Linked DNA regions of Homo sapiens: region 2 is linked to region 1. A link is a loop called in an ENCODE intact Hi-C map of the cell type or tissue named here. Cell type or tissue: heart left ventricle. All regions are shown on one strand.

Region 1 (8,000 bases):
CTGAGTGCTGATAAGTATTCAGTAAATGCTCAACTTCAGGACTCAGTCCAGGTACATTGCCTAGTGGCAATGCCTCCAAGCCGCGCTAGGATTTGAAAAGAACTAAGCCAAATGCCAAAAAAAAAAAAAAAGAATGTAGACAGGGACACTGCTAGGGTAATAGTAGTAATAATAAAATGGTTTTAATCAGATGGACTGATCTTTCAGGTCTAGGAAATAGGGTGGGGGAAGTTCAGGGGAAAGATAAATTCAGGGTCGGTTTCATAAATCAGGCTATGCATCTAAAGTAAGAGAGAAAGGTTAATGCAGAACATGACCAGAAGGACTTTGGTGAGAATCAGGTTCTGGTCACCTGATCAAAGTAGAGTGCAAGACTTCCTTTCCAACGGGCACCAGAGATTTGAGGCCGTAGAAATATGGGAGAGAACAGGGAATGGACTAAGTGAGTAAGTCAACCACATCTACTCCTTGTCCAGTCTCTTATGTCACTGTTCTGCGGTTATACTAGTAGAGCATTTCCTCATCTGGGAAGTCTGCAACTTAAAGTCTGTGGGAAATGTTCAGTTTATTCTAACAAGGTAATTCATACAGAAAAGGGTCAAGAAAACTGGGAACTATCATTCAAAAGCCTCAGACCTCTGCTCTGGGTATAGAACAGTAGACTATTACAAACTCTTCTGGTTTGCACAGAAGAAAAATGTTGACAAATTGCCCAGCTGCATTTTCTGTGTTATAAAATTGAAGTAGGGGGAGGCAGTCAGCAGATGCTGGCTATACATTGCACTTAGCCTGGGATGGGGTCAGGACAGCACGGACAGACACTGTTTAATGGAAAGACCTATGTCACAATGCACTGAATTTCTCACAGCAAGGCTGTAAATGACATCAAAATACAGACATCTAAGCTGAGACCCTTAGCATCATCCTCAAAGCACAAAATGTTCACGGAGGGAAACCCTGGAATCTCCCCCTGAAAACCTGTTAATGTGGCTGAGAGCTCAAAACTGAATCATTGAAAACAGTATATTTTATGGACATAGAGAAAGATGCTGCTTTTCTCCTGACAATCTTCAAAGAGGGACCAGGTCATGATAAAGCAAAGCTGAAAGTCACTGCAGAGCAGGTCAGCAACCCACAGAGACAATCTTCCCTAAATTGGCACTTTAATGCCTTGGGTTTTAGCATTCTGGCCTCAGATGGAAAACCTGTATGGACTCAGGACTGGAATTAGAAAATTTTAAGGTTAGTTTGTTGGAGGATTTTCTAAGTTATCTATCCAATTCAGTTTCCAGGGAGGTAGTGAAAGGTTACAAAAATAAATAAAAAGACGAAGAAGAAATGCTTTGAAGCCAGAAATGTTTGAATTCAAATCCTGGCTCTACCATTAGCCAGGTGGATAACCTTGGAATTCGACAAATTACATAATGTCCTAGAGGGATGAATTTTCATTTGAGTATGGTTATGATTGCACCCACATCTGTGAGGATGACATGAGATGTTGCCAGTATCATATTTAGCACAGTGCCTGGCATATAGCAGAAAACAGGAAATGCTAACTCTCTTCCCTTTCTCTGTCCAGCTTTCTAATACAGTCAGTCCTACTCATTTAGTTTGTTATCTCTTTCTAGAGAACAAAAGCAAAAGGAAGTTTTGCTGCTAACTGTCTCTATCAAGTTTTTCTACATTGAAGACAAACTGTGTATGTGATTTGTTCTCCTCAAATGAGATATTCAGGTAAGAATACTCTGAAGGCATAGACATCTGGGACTCTCTCCTGAGTAAAGAATTTAAAATATGAGGACAACTCTATCTGTTCAAAAGATATTTTAAAATGTTGTTAGGCACCTACTTTGTGCCAGGCACTGTTCTAGCCACTGAAAACCCATACTTTAGACAACTCTCTGCCCTTGTGAAGCTCATACCCAAGCTGAGGAGAACATGCTGTGCTCAGAAATGTTTATTGCAGCACTATTTGTAAACATAAGGAACTAGTGACAATATTAGTATTTAACAACGGGGAAATGGTTAAGTAAATTACGTACCTCTAATTGCTGGAACATTAAGCAGTGATCAAAATGGTGGTCAGGAAGAGTGGAAAACCGTAAAGACTAATCTCTTACTAAATGAGAAATTAAAGTTCTTATTAAGGTTTGACTCCATCTCTGAGCATCTGAGTTTATAAAGTCTAGTTACAAGCACAATAAATCAATACATCTTAATTATTTTTCTCACCTTATCTCTTGTGTGCCTATAAATATCTAGAGTCAATTAGTCTCTCTCTCTCCCTCTCTAATACACACAAATCATTATTGATTAATCCATCCCATCAGAGTTAAAGGGGTTAGTTGAAATTCTCTTTTACCACTGAACATTTGTGATTCTCTGATTCAACTATCAGGTAGAAGTTCTGAAACTTTTCTCCTCCCTATTCATTCACACTGGTTTAATCATTACCAACCTGTATATCTCGGTGGAACTCAGTTTGTCTGCTATAAGCAGAACCCGTATGATTTCAGACACAAGAAATTGGGACACTACAGGGAAAATGTTAATGTCAAGCAGCTGGCAAGTATTAAAAAATACAAATTATAAATATCTATAGAATATGTGAACTACTCACAAACCTAGTTATATCTTCCCGAGGTATGACTCGAGCCTTGTGAATAAATGCCTAGAATCCAGCTGTTTTTACTTCATATCAGACTGCTTTATATAACCTGATCTGTAGGACTAGCACAATAATAAACCAAAACAAGGGCTAAATGATCACAAAAATGGTTTTCTTTTACCTTTTCCTGTGTTCTACATCCTTTACAATGTGACTTTCAATTCATCTGCTGAAAAGGTATCGTGTATTTCCCCATCCCTTGTATTGGGCTGGCCTTGTAACTTGCTTCAGCCAATGGGATGTGGTAGAAGTGGCAGCGTGCCTGTTCTAAACCAAGGCCAGAAGAGGCTTAAATGCTTCTGCTCTTTCTCTTGGAACTATTCCACTGCCATGTGACTAAGCTCAGGCTAACCTGATAGAGAACAAGTGACATGTGGCCCAGTCTTCCCATTTGCCCTTGTCATCAGCGAGGCCTTATCTGCAGTTGGGCACAGACACATGAGAAAGTCCATCTGAGACCAGAATAACTGCCCAACTAAGCACAGCATAAATTGCTGACTCACATAATAGTGAGTTAAAGAAATGGTGTTTTTAAGCCACTAGGTTTTGAATGGTTTATTATTTAAGGGAAATAGTCACAAGCAGACTAAATTCCAAAATGAGCACTATCCTGAGTACTCCCAGATTCATTTGCCTTGAGTCAAACCAACAGAATTCTTATTGCCCATTCTGTGATTTTTCTCTCCTCATTCCCATCCAATCAGCCCATGTATGAATCATACACTACCTGCTGCAAAACTGAAAGATGTGTTTTTCCCTGGGAAGGCCATCGCTTGCTCTCCTTGGTGCCCTGGAAAGATACATTATTTTGGATAGCTAGTGTAAAGTACAATTTTGCAGATGTATGAGATAGGGAGCTCTCGTGCTTCCCATGTTTGTGGCAAGATAAAGAGATGGATGGAAAAATTTAGTATCAGTGAAACCACAAGCCAGTGATTTCAACAATTTTGACACTTCGAATTCAGGGTTGTTTTTGGTCCAATGTGCTGTTCTAGTTATACCTGTCTACAAAACAACAAATTTAAAGGTATTAAACAAATTCGATCCTCATTTATTATTATCTCATACAGTCTGGGTATTGGGTAGGCTCAGCTAAATGATTCTCACTCAGAGTCTCTCATGAAGTTGCAACTAGACATTAACAGGGACTGGAGTCATCTTGAAGACTGCCTCCCTCACATGTCTGCTGGGTGATGCCGGCTGTCAGCCAGAACACCTATAAAAATGGTTTCTTCATGTAACCTGGGATTCCTCACAGCTGGGTGTGAGATGGTAGTGACTGGGTACCAAAAGCAAGTGTTCTAAGACAGATCTAGGGAGAAGGTGCAGCTCTTTCATTGCCTCACGAGTTATATAGTGACACTTCCACTGTGCCCTACTGGTTGAGGCAGTCACAAAGATATGCCCAAGTCCAGGAAAAAGAGAAATAGACTCTGCCTGTCATATCTATGAATGTGGAAAGGTCACATTTTAAGAGGAGCATGTGGAATAAAATGTATTATTGCAGCCTTCTTTGGGAAATAAAATCTTCCAGATGTACATATAAATAATCGGAAATCATGAAATTCCAGTCATTTTACTTTTATTAACATGCAGCTAGAACCATGCTAGTGAATAACTTAGATATTAGATACTGTGCAGCCATATTCAGGCAGGTCTTAAATATAACTGGATGCTTGAAACTTTATCTGAGTCTTCCTAAAAGTATCTGGGAAGTTAAGGAGAACGTTTTTGTTGGCTGGAAGCCATCCTTCCTCATACAACTAAATGATATTTAATTTAAAATATGAACTTTGCCTTAAATATTAATTAGAACATAAAATTAAAATATTGGCCAGGCGCGGTGGCTCATGCCTGTAATCCCAGCACTTTGGGAGCCCGAGGCGGGTAGATCATGAGGTCAGGAGATCGAGACCATCCTGGCTAACATGGTGAAACCCTGTCTCTACTAAAAATACAAAAAATTAGCCGGGCATAGTGGCGGGCGCCTGTAATCCCAGCTACTCTGGAGGCTGAGGCAGGAGAATGGCATGAACCCGGGAGGCGGTGCTTGCAGTGAGCCGAGATTGTGCCACTGCACTCCAGCCTGGGTGACAGAGTGAGACTCCGTCTCAAAAAAAAAAAAAAAAAAAAGAAATAGGAACAATTTTTATAGTTGTCAGCCTGGAGCAAGAAAACACAATAAACTTGGTCAGCAGATGTTAAGACACAAGTGTAGGGAAAAAGTGAAAATTTTATTTAAAAATATCTCTTAGGCACTTTTAGAAGCCACAAACTACAACAAAGCTATTCCCTCATTTTCTTGCTCTGGTTTCTAACATGTGGTCACTCCATGTCCCTTGCCTCTGGAGAACGAGGTGGTAGCATGAAAGGAAGAATGAATGTCACAAAAGTCTTCCTGGATTTGTTTCGAAAAACCTAACATCCATTCTGAGAGACGGTTAAGAAGGGAGGAAGTTTGTAGTTTTCACAGTTCCCCAAATTGCTTAAACAGAGACAGGAGGTAAAGTGAAGCTTCTCTTATTCACACTAGAGGTTTACCAGGATTAGGAGAAAGAGATAAGAGAAAGAGAAAGGTATGCATAACACCAGGACAAGGGACCTGCATTTGTGTTAAGGCCATAAATTATTAGGAAATTCAGAGTTTAGAGATCAGGAACCAGTATTCTATGCTGCCAGTGCCTGGCGGGGGTGGTGATGAAGGGAAGGGGACACAGTGACCCTCTAGAGGGAAAAGAGTATGATGGGTGTCAGTGTAGGTATCAGGGAAAGGGACACTTGAACAGAAGTTTCCTTGCCCCAAGCCAGACACTGAAGCACCACAAAGTCACACGTGCCTTTGTTCAGGGCAAAGGGCATCTCACAGGCAAATTTATAGTTTTGGGTTTTAAAAATTGTTTCTAAAAAGGTATCATATCGCATATATAATTTTATACTTTTTAAAAAACATTTTGCTTTGGAGATACTTAGGTCATTATATACAGATCTACTCTATTATACCTGTTGCATGTTATTTCACAGTGTATGCATGAACTAGGGTCTATTCTCTTATTAATGGACATCTATTTTTTCCTCAATTTTTCTCTAAAACAATGTAGTAGTGAATGTCCTAGTGTTAACCTCCATGTAAACATGTACATTTATTTCTCTAGGTTAAAAAAAGAAAAGTGAAATCCCTGGGTCATAGGGGAATACACTTTTAAAATATACAATTCAGTTAGGCCTAATTATCCTCTGAAATGAGCATGGCCATTAATATCTTAATCTGAAAAATATGAGGTAAATTATTTCCCCACGTTCTCACCTGTATATTTATTATTTTAAAATATATTTTTTAAAATGAACATGTATTTTAAAAGCAAAAGAAATAGTAGAAAATGTTCAAATATATTCTCCATGATAGCAAGAATATTGCCCGTCTTATTTTTATATAATTAGAACAGTGCCTGGTACATAATAGAAGATATTTAATCGTTATTAGTTGAATGAATGAATGAATGAATGACAAAGGCAAATGGAAGGAGGCATTGAGAAAAACTCTCTGGCATGAAGCATAAGGTAATGCTAGAGGACTTTGAAGCCAGTGTTGAACTGAAAGTAACCATAGCAGCAACACTGAAACTCAGCTCAGCTCCTGGCTAGTTTGACTCAAGTCCCCACACTAACAGCAGAGCAATTTAAGAGGCATGTCCACTTTCAGGTATAAGGACTCTACCCCAGAGTCTACTGTCCTAAACGGAATGTCCATCATTCAATCAGAAATTACAAAACACACAAAAATGCAAGAAAAAATCCCACTCACTGTTAAGAGACAAATTAATTAACAGAATTAGACTGAAAAATGGCTCAATGTTAGAACTCTCAGACAGAGGATTTAAAATAACAATTGACTGATATTTTAAGGCTCTAGTGGAAAAAGTGGGCAACATGCATAAAAGAAGAATTTATAGGAACTATAAGAAAAAGTCAAATGGAAATCTTATAAATAAAAACCACAGTCACTATAATGAGGAAATACTTTGATAAGGTGTCAGTGAACTCAAAAATCAATCAATAGAAACTACTCAAACTAAAACTCAAAGAGAAAAAAAAAGATGGGAGATAATTATTTTTTAAGAATTGGTCATCAAAATGTAGCAACAAGTTTGCCTTATCCTATATCATTTGAATTTTCAAAAAATAAGCTCATTATACAATCTTTAAAATATTTTGAATAGAACTGTTTCATGTGTTATTTGTGAAAATTAGGGAAAAAGCAGTAAAGAAACATTCTGTGAGAAAACCTATCTAATAAACTCAGTATTGAGGTTCTTAGAATATAGAAAAAGAAATGTGGCAATTTGCCAGTTTTCATTATAAAATGGAAAAGAATAAAATTATTCTTTGCCCATTTACAGAAGAATTTATTGTATTGAAAGGGATTTTTGTAAACGGTAAACTAAGCACTGTAATATAAGCTAGTAATTTTCCAGAAGATACTTCACCCAAAAGCATCAGAATGGACGGAACATGTATCTTTGGTAAAAGTAGCCTGTGGTTTTTCTAATGATACAGAACATCTCTTTGGAGAGTGTAGACATATATGCTTGTGTAAGTGCGTGCATGTGTGCGGGTACACCTGTGAATATGTTAGTTACATAGCAAAGGGGAACTAAAGTTGCAGGTGGAAATTAGGCTGCTAATCAGCTGAACTTAATATAGGGAGATTATCTTAAATTATCCTGGTGGGTCCAATGTAATCACTAGTTCTAAAAAGTAGAAGAGAGAAGCTGAAGAGTAGGTCAGAGTGATGTGATATGAGAACAACCCAACCCATCATTACTGGTTTAAGGATGAGGCAATAGAGTTATAAACCAAGACATGCAGGTGACCTCTAAGAAATGGAAAAGATGAGAAGATGAATTCTCCCTTAGATCCTCCAGAGGGAACACAGCTCTGTTAACACCTTGATTTTAGCCAGTGAGATCTGTCAGACTTAAAACACACAGAATGTAAGATAATAAATTTGTGTTGCTTCAAGCCACTGAATTTGCAGTAATTTGTTATAACAAGCAAGAGAAAGTGAATACCCCTTCCCGCTTTATACACAAAGCTTTAATAAATACCCAGAAAAAGTGAGGTCAAAATATGAAGGCTCAAACACAACTGTGTGGTAATAAATATTAGATAAGATTGACAATTGAAATACACCTGGGTTAATGAAAACCAGTGGAATATATGCTAATAGGAAATCAAATGTGGACAAACAAATCATAAGCTTCAATGTTTATTTAATATGAATGAGAAAAGGTAATATCACCTGATAGGTTATTGTAGAGATTTGCAAATGTAA
Region 2 (8,000 bases), 260 kb before region 1:
CCTGCCAGGTTTCATCTAGCTAAAGGCACTAGGCTGTAGACTGCAGGATCGAAACCTGATAGAAATTTCCAATAAAGCAAACAATAACAGTTCCTTCTAAAGTCAGACTGGGAAAATGCTCATGGATGAAATATTATAGTCTTTGAATATACTTGAGGTCCTGTTTAGATAAAGAGGGGCATTTTTTACCTGGAAGAGTTCCACAAAATCAAGGGGAAAATCCTATAGCAACAGACTCCCTGGCACAGCTTGCCAAAGATGTTCAAGTTTATGACCCTTAGAGATAACAAGGGACTCTGGACCACAGACTTTTCAAAGAACAGGAGAAACCTCTGGGGAAAAGCTTATGTTCTTGGTCTATAGGGGTAATTTATATGGAGATGTGTGGGTTGGATGCTTCTTACTTGTAGTCCCATTTAATGACCTGTCCTTTCATTGCAGACCCAGCTATCCCTGAGGGAGTGAGTGATGGCCAAAAACTCATGCTGTTCTATATCAGCCTGAAATCCAGACCTTTGTTAGTTCTGTTCTCTTTTTAGCCATGTGAGTCCTGGTACCCCAGAGGGGATGAGATCATCCAATTTTTAAACTGGGCCCCAGGGAGCCCTTAGGGATGCCTTGGATGCTCTTGAGGATAAGGGAGCTAAAGAGAATGGACAAGTTTCTGACTCTACTCCTTAGACCAAATTTGGCAAGAATAGTGTATTTTTTAAGTCTATTTTATATGTTGAGTTTCTAAGCAAGTTATCATTTGAAGAATTGGTTCTGGTGCTGAAAAAAGGTTAAAAAATAAAATAAAATAATGGTCACATCCAAACCTTATTCCTAAATCTTGCATCTATGAAGGTTCAAATTTGCTCCAAGACCTCTGTGGTCAGAAAGAGATGCATTTGGGGAAGCCTTTGCAGGGCCCACGCACTGGTGGAAATGTTGGTCTATAATCCTGAGAAGTGTTGGTGGTTAGCCAGATGCATTGGCTCATGCCTATAACCCCAGAACGTTGGGAGGCTAAAGAAGGAGGATTGTTTGAGCCCAGGAGTTTGAGACCAGCCTGGGCAACATAGCAAGACCCCACCTCTACAAAAAATATAAAAATTAGCTGGGCGTGGTGGCACATGCCTTTGGTCCCAGCTATTTGGGAGGCTGGGGCCAGAGGAATGCTTCAGCCCAAAAGGTTCAAAGCTGTAGTGAGCCATGATTGTGCCACTACACTTCAGCTTGGGTGATAGACCAAGACCCTGTCGCAAAAAAAAAAAAAAAAAAAAAAAAAAAAAAAAAAAAAAAAAAAAAACCTAATAGTGTTCATGGCTTCTGAAAAGAAGAGGAAAAATGAGCAGAGAGGAGTCATGATTTTCTTAGCTTTCACACCTGGAAAAGACTTGGCTTGGATTAAATCCTCAGCATTACTGCTGGACAAGATCTCAGCTTACAGAGTGTCTCTGCCCAGCATAAAGGCTAATATATCCACAGTTTTATATATTCACTATTCTAAAGTAATTATTTGAAGTAACACACACTTAGCTCCCCAGGGTCTCCAGTCCTTTTCACAGTCAAACCACCGGTTAGTGATTTCAAGAACATGATGTAATGAACAGAGGAGATGAGAGAACATGCCCCACAGATCAGACCCATTTGTTTCTTATGGATAGCTATGGGTCACCTGATGGATGTTGTGTAGCAGATTGAAACTGTGGTCAACTATGTTAATAAAAGGACATGGAAAAATTATGAGTCTAAAACAAAATTTTGCTTCAAACTTCCTATTCCCTTGTAGGAATTGCTCATGTCACTCAATGACCCAAGCCCGGAGTAGCTGAAGATGATAATGAGATGTATGGAAGGGCCAGTGGACTGAACCAAAGACATGCAGTGACTGTTGTTCTCTCTAGGGACCTTGGGAATTTGGATCTTTTTAAGTAGGAGAGACTTCAAATTATAATGAAAACAGGAACACTGTATTTTCTGGCGTACAAGATGTGCAATATTTAAGATACACACCAGTTTTACAAAAGAAAATGTAAAGTACTTTTCATTATATATATATATGAAAAGTAGAGTGGCTTTATATGCGTTCTTTAAGTAGTATTTATTAAGCATGTACTGTGTGCAGGCATTGTTTTGTGTACTAGGGATATACTAGTGAACAAGTCTTATTGTAGAGCTTCCATATGAAAGTAGAGAGACATAAAATATACAGGTTAGTAGATGCACCTAAAATATTTCAGATGATGATGGGTACTAAGAAGAAAAGTAAAGCTGAGACATGGTGCGGGTGGGTGGGTTGGCTATTTTAGATAAGGTAGCCAGGGGGAACTTTCAGAGGGGTTGAGAGTTGAGAAGAGATGTTAACACAGTCAGAGAATGGATCATATGGAGGTTTGGGTGAGAGAAACCCTGGCAGGGGAACAGTAAGTGAAAAGGCCTCAAGGTGGGAATATATTTGGTGTGTTTGTGGAACAGCAAGAAGGTCAGTGTGGCTGAAATATAGGGAGCGAAAGAGAAAATGATAAGAATTAAGATCAGAGAGGTAGGCAGAGATTAGATCCTATAATGTCTTCTAAGCCATATCAGGGAATTTAGATTTTACTCCAAGTATGATGAGAAGTATTAGAGAATTTAGAACAAAGGAATGCTGCAATACTAATTATATTTTTAAAAGATCAATCTGGTTTCTGCATGGAGTGCAGATTATAAGTGGGAAAAAGTTAAGGACAGTAGCTAAAGGGCAAAGCAGAGTCAAGGGGGAGATATTAACTTAAAGCAGGAGATATTATTGAATGAGTACTTGTTAATGGGAATGAGTCTTCAGTACAAAGGGAAGTAGAAAAGAAAACAATAGATGATAGGAGAAAGAGCGAGAATATAACTGCAGAGTCAAAGTTCCTGGATAATTCAGAGATGTGCTCAAGTACACAAAAGAAGATGTTGACATGAGGTAGGAGCATGGTCCTCCATCCATTCTAACATGAAGGAAGGCTGAGAACATGAAGACAGTGCAAGAAGGTTAGATGAATTGATGTAAGAAGATAAGGGAGTAGTATTTTTTTAAATAAAAACTCAGTACCCAGGATAAAATTACAGAGCAAACTTCAGACATTGGTAATATTCCACTAAATCTGGAAAAAATCATAAAGCTAAAAAGACATGTATTAATGTTATTAAAATAAATACAGAAGTTATTGTGGTAATATATTTACTTCTAAAATATTAGGGGCAAAACTCAAACTCTGGTCTTGGTTTGCATTTTTCTTAAGAAAAGCAATAGAATATGAAACCAATTTTTGCTGTGATGTTTTGTGCTGCTGCGCTTTACCACCAGGAGGCAGAATCATCCATTGTTTTACTTCCATGGTGCTTTGCTTCCATCTGTAGTATGGGTACCTTAAAAAGCAAGCTTATTTTTAAACCTTTCTTTTTTCTTTTCAAGGACAGGAGGTGGATATGACATACTTTAGTGAATATAGTAGCTTCCATTGTTGAGTTTCTCCTGTGTTCAGACAATGTGGTAGACATTTGACATGTGTCATCTCTTAGCCTCACAACCCAGCAAAGATGGGTTTGATTATCCCCATGTTTCAGATGTCAAGACTGAGGATAGGAGGAGGTTAAGTCATTTGTCCAAATTCACACAGGGAGAAGTGTTGGAATTTATTGTTAGAGTGAGATGGGTCTTACGGCCAATATCCAGGTGAGGAAGAGTAAGCTCCCCTTAGGAGGCAAATAGCCCCCTCCTTACCGATGCCTCCTTGGTGTTAGTTTCCTCTGACGCTGACTTGGCAACCTTCTGGATGATGGGGGCAATGTTGGTGGGACCGTAGAGTTGGAGCTTAGGAAGACAGCTCTGATAGGCTTCCACAACTCCTTGAATTCCTGAGGTGAAATTGGCAAAGATCAACAGCTCCAGAGTCACTCCAAATATATTTATAGCCAAACACACACAAAAGTAAAGCATTAAATATCCCAAATAGTCCTTATCAACATCATGTTTATGTTCTTAAGATAAAAAGGAATACCACATTGCTAGTGTTGCTGTCTCCTTCCCCACTGAAATCATTCTCCTCTTTAAAAGCTAAAGTCAAAAGCAACGATTTCCACAAAATTTTCCCTAATATCCTACTTTATATATAAGATTTCATTCGCTCCTCATAGCATAATGAAATAGATGTTATACCCATTTTATAGGTGAAGAAACAGAGGCTTAGAGATGTTCAATGATCTGCCCTGGGTCACATAGCAAGTGTGTTCAAGACTCAGGATTTAAACTTGGGTCTGCCTGGCTCTAAGCACTGTGTTCTTAGCCACTAGCAAGCTAGCTTCAATGTTGCACTTGTTTCCACACGATCTTGTTGACTCTAGTAGATACTACCCGTGCCCTCTATAAGAGTCAGGAGTTCCCATGACCATCTCTCCAGATGTTATACTCTGCGGGCAGGAATCATGACTTACTTATTTTTTGTATTTCCCCAAAGAGCTTGAGGCAGTATCGAGCAAATGTAATGCTCACCAAGTGTGTGATGAATGAGCAAAGTGGCTGATATACTCATCTCCTGGGCACTGAGTACAGATAAGTGATGGTTATCATCACGGACAACCCCTCATTTAAAAGGGGGCTTCCATCCTGAGGCCATATGAGCCCAGGAAATAGAAAAGGATGGGACTCTGCCAGGAGAGGCAGTCCTATCTATACAGCTTCTCCTAGTACTTGATACATCTTGACTGTACATTTCATGTTATCATTCTGATCCCACAGCAATAATCTCATTACAAATGATTTTTATTCAAATGGCTTCTCTTGTTGTCTGTGCCTGTGTTATTGCTTGCCTTCCCCTATTCAGCTTATCCTTCTATCCCTTTCTATTCTGAAATAGCACATTAGTCCTGTTTTTGGCCAGAGGGATCCACACAATTCCCTCCTGAGATTATTCTCCATAACCACCATGCACTGCAAAATAGCTCTTGGGTATTTTAGATGAGCAAGTTCTGTTCTGTTCTGCCCTTACATACATGCTCCCAACCTCATTGGCAATCCTGCACCCACTTGGCCCTGCCCCAAAGCCTATCATTCTAAAGACAGATGCCAAGTCATTTTGCAGTCTGGTTCTGAAGTTAAGTGATGCTGAATAGAAGCTCCTTATGTTTTTTTGGTTCTTGAGCTTTTGCCTAAGATAAGCAAGTTTGATTTCCTCTTGAAAAGTATCAGGCAGATGAATTCTAAGAGTATAAAACAGGTGAATACCAGGGTTTATATTTCATTCTGCTGTGGGGGAAACCACTCTTACAGTTGCAGAATGGGGGTGGTTGGGGATGAGGAAAGTCTAATCCATAATAAACTGAGGATGAAGAATACATTAGTGGAAAAAATGGCAGAATGGAGATTGGGTCTTGGAGGTTACTGTGTTCAGACTCAATGGTATTGATATCATATTCTTGGCCATTAACTGCTAGATGCCTTACACACTCTACTGGATCTGAATTAATCCTGATTTAGCCTCCTTCCTCCTTGACAAGAAGAGAGAGATATGGACATTTCTAATGCAAAAATGTCTTATGATCTTCATAGCAACATAGGTACTTGGCTCTGTTAGAAAACAGAAAAAATCATTCTAGAACAAAATTTATTATAATAATTATTATCATAGTTTCAATATCATTATTTTGTGAAATCATGTCAGAGAATTCTGGCTGGAAACAATGGAACATGAACCAGAACCTTTGAGCAGGCTTTCTCTGGCACAAAGCCATGATGCTGCTTGTTCAAACTCGCTGAGGCCATGTCCTTGGCCGATATGCCGAAAGTGGGAAATGATTTCCATGTTCCCCCCTCTCCTTATATCGGCACAGAGATGAAGTTGTGAAAAAAAAAAAAAAAAAACACTTGATGAAAATTTGGAAAACAGAAAGAGGGATATTGTATCACTGCCTACCAGGTGAAGTTTCATTTATTATTATTATTATTATTATGGCCCAAGGAATCCCAGACTGGGATCAACATTATTGCCATACACTCAAGACCACCTCTTCTGCATTCTGTCTTTTCCAGTTCTTATTTTCCTGCTCTGTTATCATGGCTTTCTCTTGCCTGTGGAGTAGCATGGTTTATGTTGATACAGAAAGCAGAGATTCTGTGGACAATCGTAACTAATATGCTACACCAGCAGAGATGAACTAAAATGGGAAAGCTGCAAAGGGAAGGACTGTGACACTGGCTTTCTTTCACGTTGTGCTTTACCTGCACATTCTGGGTTGTCTTCATTAAAGTTGATTGCAAAGTCATGAGAGACCTAGACACCGATTAAAATTTAAAAAACAGGAAGAAAGAAGAATTACAACTTTAATCCAGTAAGAAGGCACTGGGGTTTAGAGTTTGCAAACAAATGCCCATTATATTCATTATGTGTTAAGCAGCAGGAACCATTTCAAGCCTTTACACAATCAATATGAGATGGAGGGTGAATTCTAAGCTCCCTGTGGAGTTGAGGTGACAGGAATATTTTCTAGAATCAGATAAATGCTGTCAGGAGGGGAGAATAAGGCTTATAAAAAAATCCAAGAAAAGATTTCAGAAAGATAACTTTGAATAGCTGCTAGTTAGAACTGGCCACAGACTGGAGGCTTAGATTTGGCTGAGCTCTATTTGGACCCAGTGATTAAAACAAAAATAAAAACAAAAAAACTCAATAACCCAAGCTGTCTGCTGAAGATAGCGATGGTTATAAAAGCTTCAGCTAAGCAGTTGACACTTAAGAATCATTAACATGATATGCAGAACTACAGGGCAGGAGGATTTTCACATACCTACAGGTAAAACAGACTGCACTCTACTTTTGGAAACATAGTAAAGTAATATACTTTGTAATATTTCAACACAAATTCCTCTACCTGGCAGAACCTATGCACAAGGTCAAATAACATATTGTTTACTTTTTTCTTTCCGAAAACCTGATAAAACAAGATAGATGTTCTGGCATCTGGACATTTTTATTGAATCATTTGGTATTTTATGGAGAATTTCATTTCAAAGGATATTTCCAAGCTCTGACTCTTTTGGGTATCCATAAATTAGGTCACTGTGTTAAAAGACACCTGTTTTCTTAGTGGGAGGTGATCGGTGATGCTCTCAGTGCTTATCCTAGTCCCTTGCTCTTAGCACTTCCAGGTAAGCCAGCTGACTTCAGTCATCTTATTTGCTTTGTTTACCTTAAGTTTTTTCTTGGCCTCCAGGGCCTGCCTTGCTTGCCCAAGTGACAGGCTAAAAGTGACCCTTGGGAGTAATCAGTAATTAACAGGAGGTGATGTATACATATCCCAGCTCCCTTATCCCTTGGGGTCCATGTGTGCTGTATATTGTCTCCTAGGGTTCTTCAGCAGAGTTAAGCACCAGTTGCCAACAGCGGTAACTGACTTGATAATATACTCTGTGCTGACTTCCACTTCCCAACCTCTATTGTGGTTTCCCTCACCTTTTAAATAAACTATTTGCATCCAAACCCTTGTCTCAAGATCTGTTTCTGAGAAAGTGCTAACTAAGAAAGAGAGGTGCTTGTGTTTCAGTTTCAATGCATACTTTCAGATTTTGTCCTAAGAAGTAAATTGTGGCAACCTTGTAAACTCTCCTGGGGGCACCTGAGCTGCTCAAATCATCAGTGCTTGTCTGAGGAATGGGAGAAATTAGGGGACCCGAAATGGGGAAATGTGAGAGATGCCTATTGAAACAAGAATAACCAGGGGATTTTGCTGACAGGAAGGATGGAGTTAGGGGATCAAGTGAACAAGAGGACTTCAGAAAACAGCAAGAAAGATTAGTTACTCCAGGAAGGGAACCAAAAAGATGTCATTAGTGAGAAAAAGGTATGGTGCATAGCTCTGTCCTCAGCCCTGTTGGGCCAACCTGAGGCTGGAAGACCACCTGGTGGGGATGTGGTGAAAACTCAAGAATCCCTGGGTAGTTGGGCTGATGGCTATTGAGCTATTCAGCAGCTCTATGAAGAAAGTGGGCATTC

Evidence for each region. Peaks named below come from ENCODE experiments on the same cell type or tissue, not always from the same donor. Only the 100,000 strongest peaks of a DNase experiment are listed, where the experiment ranks them.
Region 2: a loop joins it to region 1, with 2.4 times the contacts of the local background. A loop is called at or near these places in 6 of 110 quality-filtered maps.

Annotation. Positions count from the first base shown.
Region 1 is chr3:131,801,769-131,809,768 of GRCh38, forward strand. The region is part of intron 2 of CPNE4 (copine 4); the gene reads right to left. LOC105374113 (a long non-coding RNA gene) reads left to right here and starts at 1,042. Exons shown (of 7, transcript XR_007096089.1): 1 at 1,042-1,123; 2 at 1,629-1,734. In heart left ventricle, no CTCF peak of the experiment used is centred here; no DNase peak of the experiment used is centred here; H3K27ac peaks cover 218 bases.
Region 2 is chr3:131,546,211-131,554,210 of GRCh38, forward strand. CPNE4 (copine 4) reads right to left here. Exons shown (of 16, transcript NM_130808.3): 13 at 6,230-6,281; 14 at 3,737-3,870. Among named protein-coding and RNA genes, the nearest start is that of MRPL3, 47 kb to the left of the region's middle. RefSeq lists a silencer at 7,370-7,429. In heart left ventricle, a CTCF peak has its summit at 3,304 (motif pointing right); no DNase peak of the experiment used is centred here.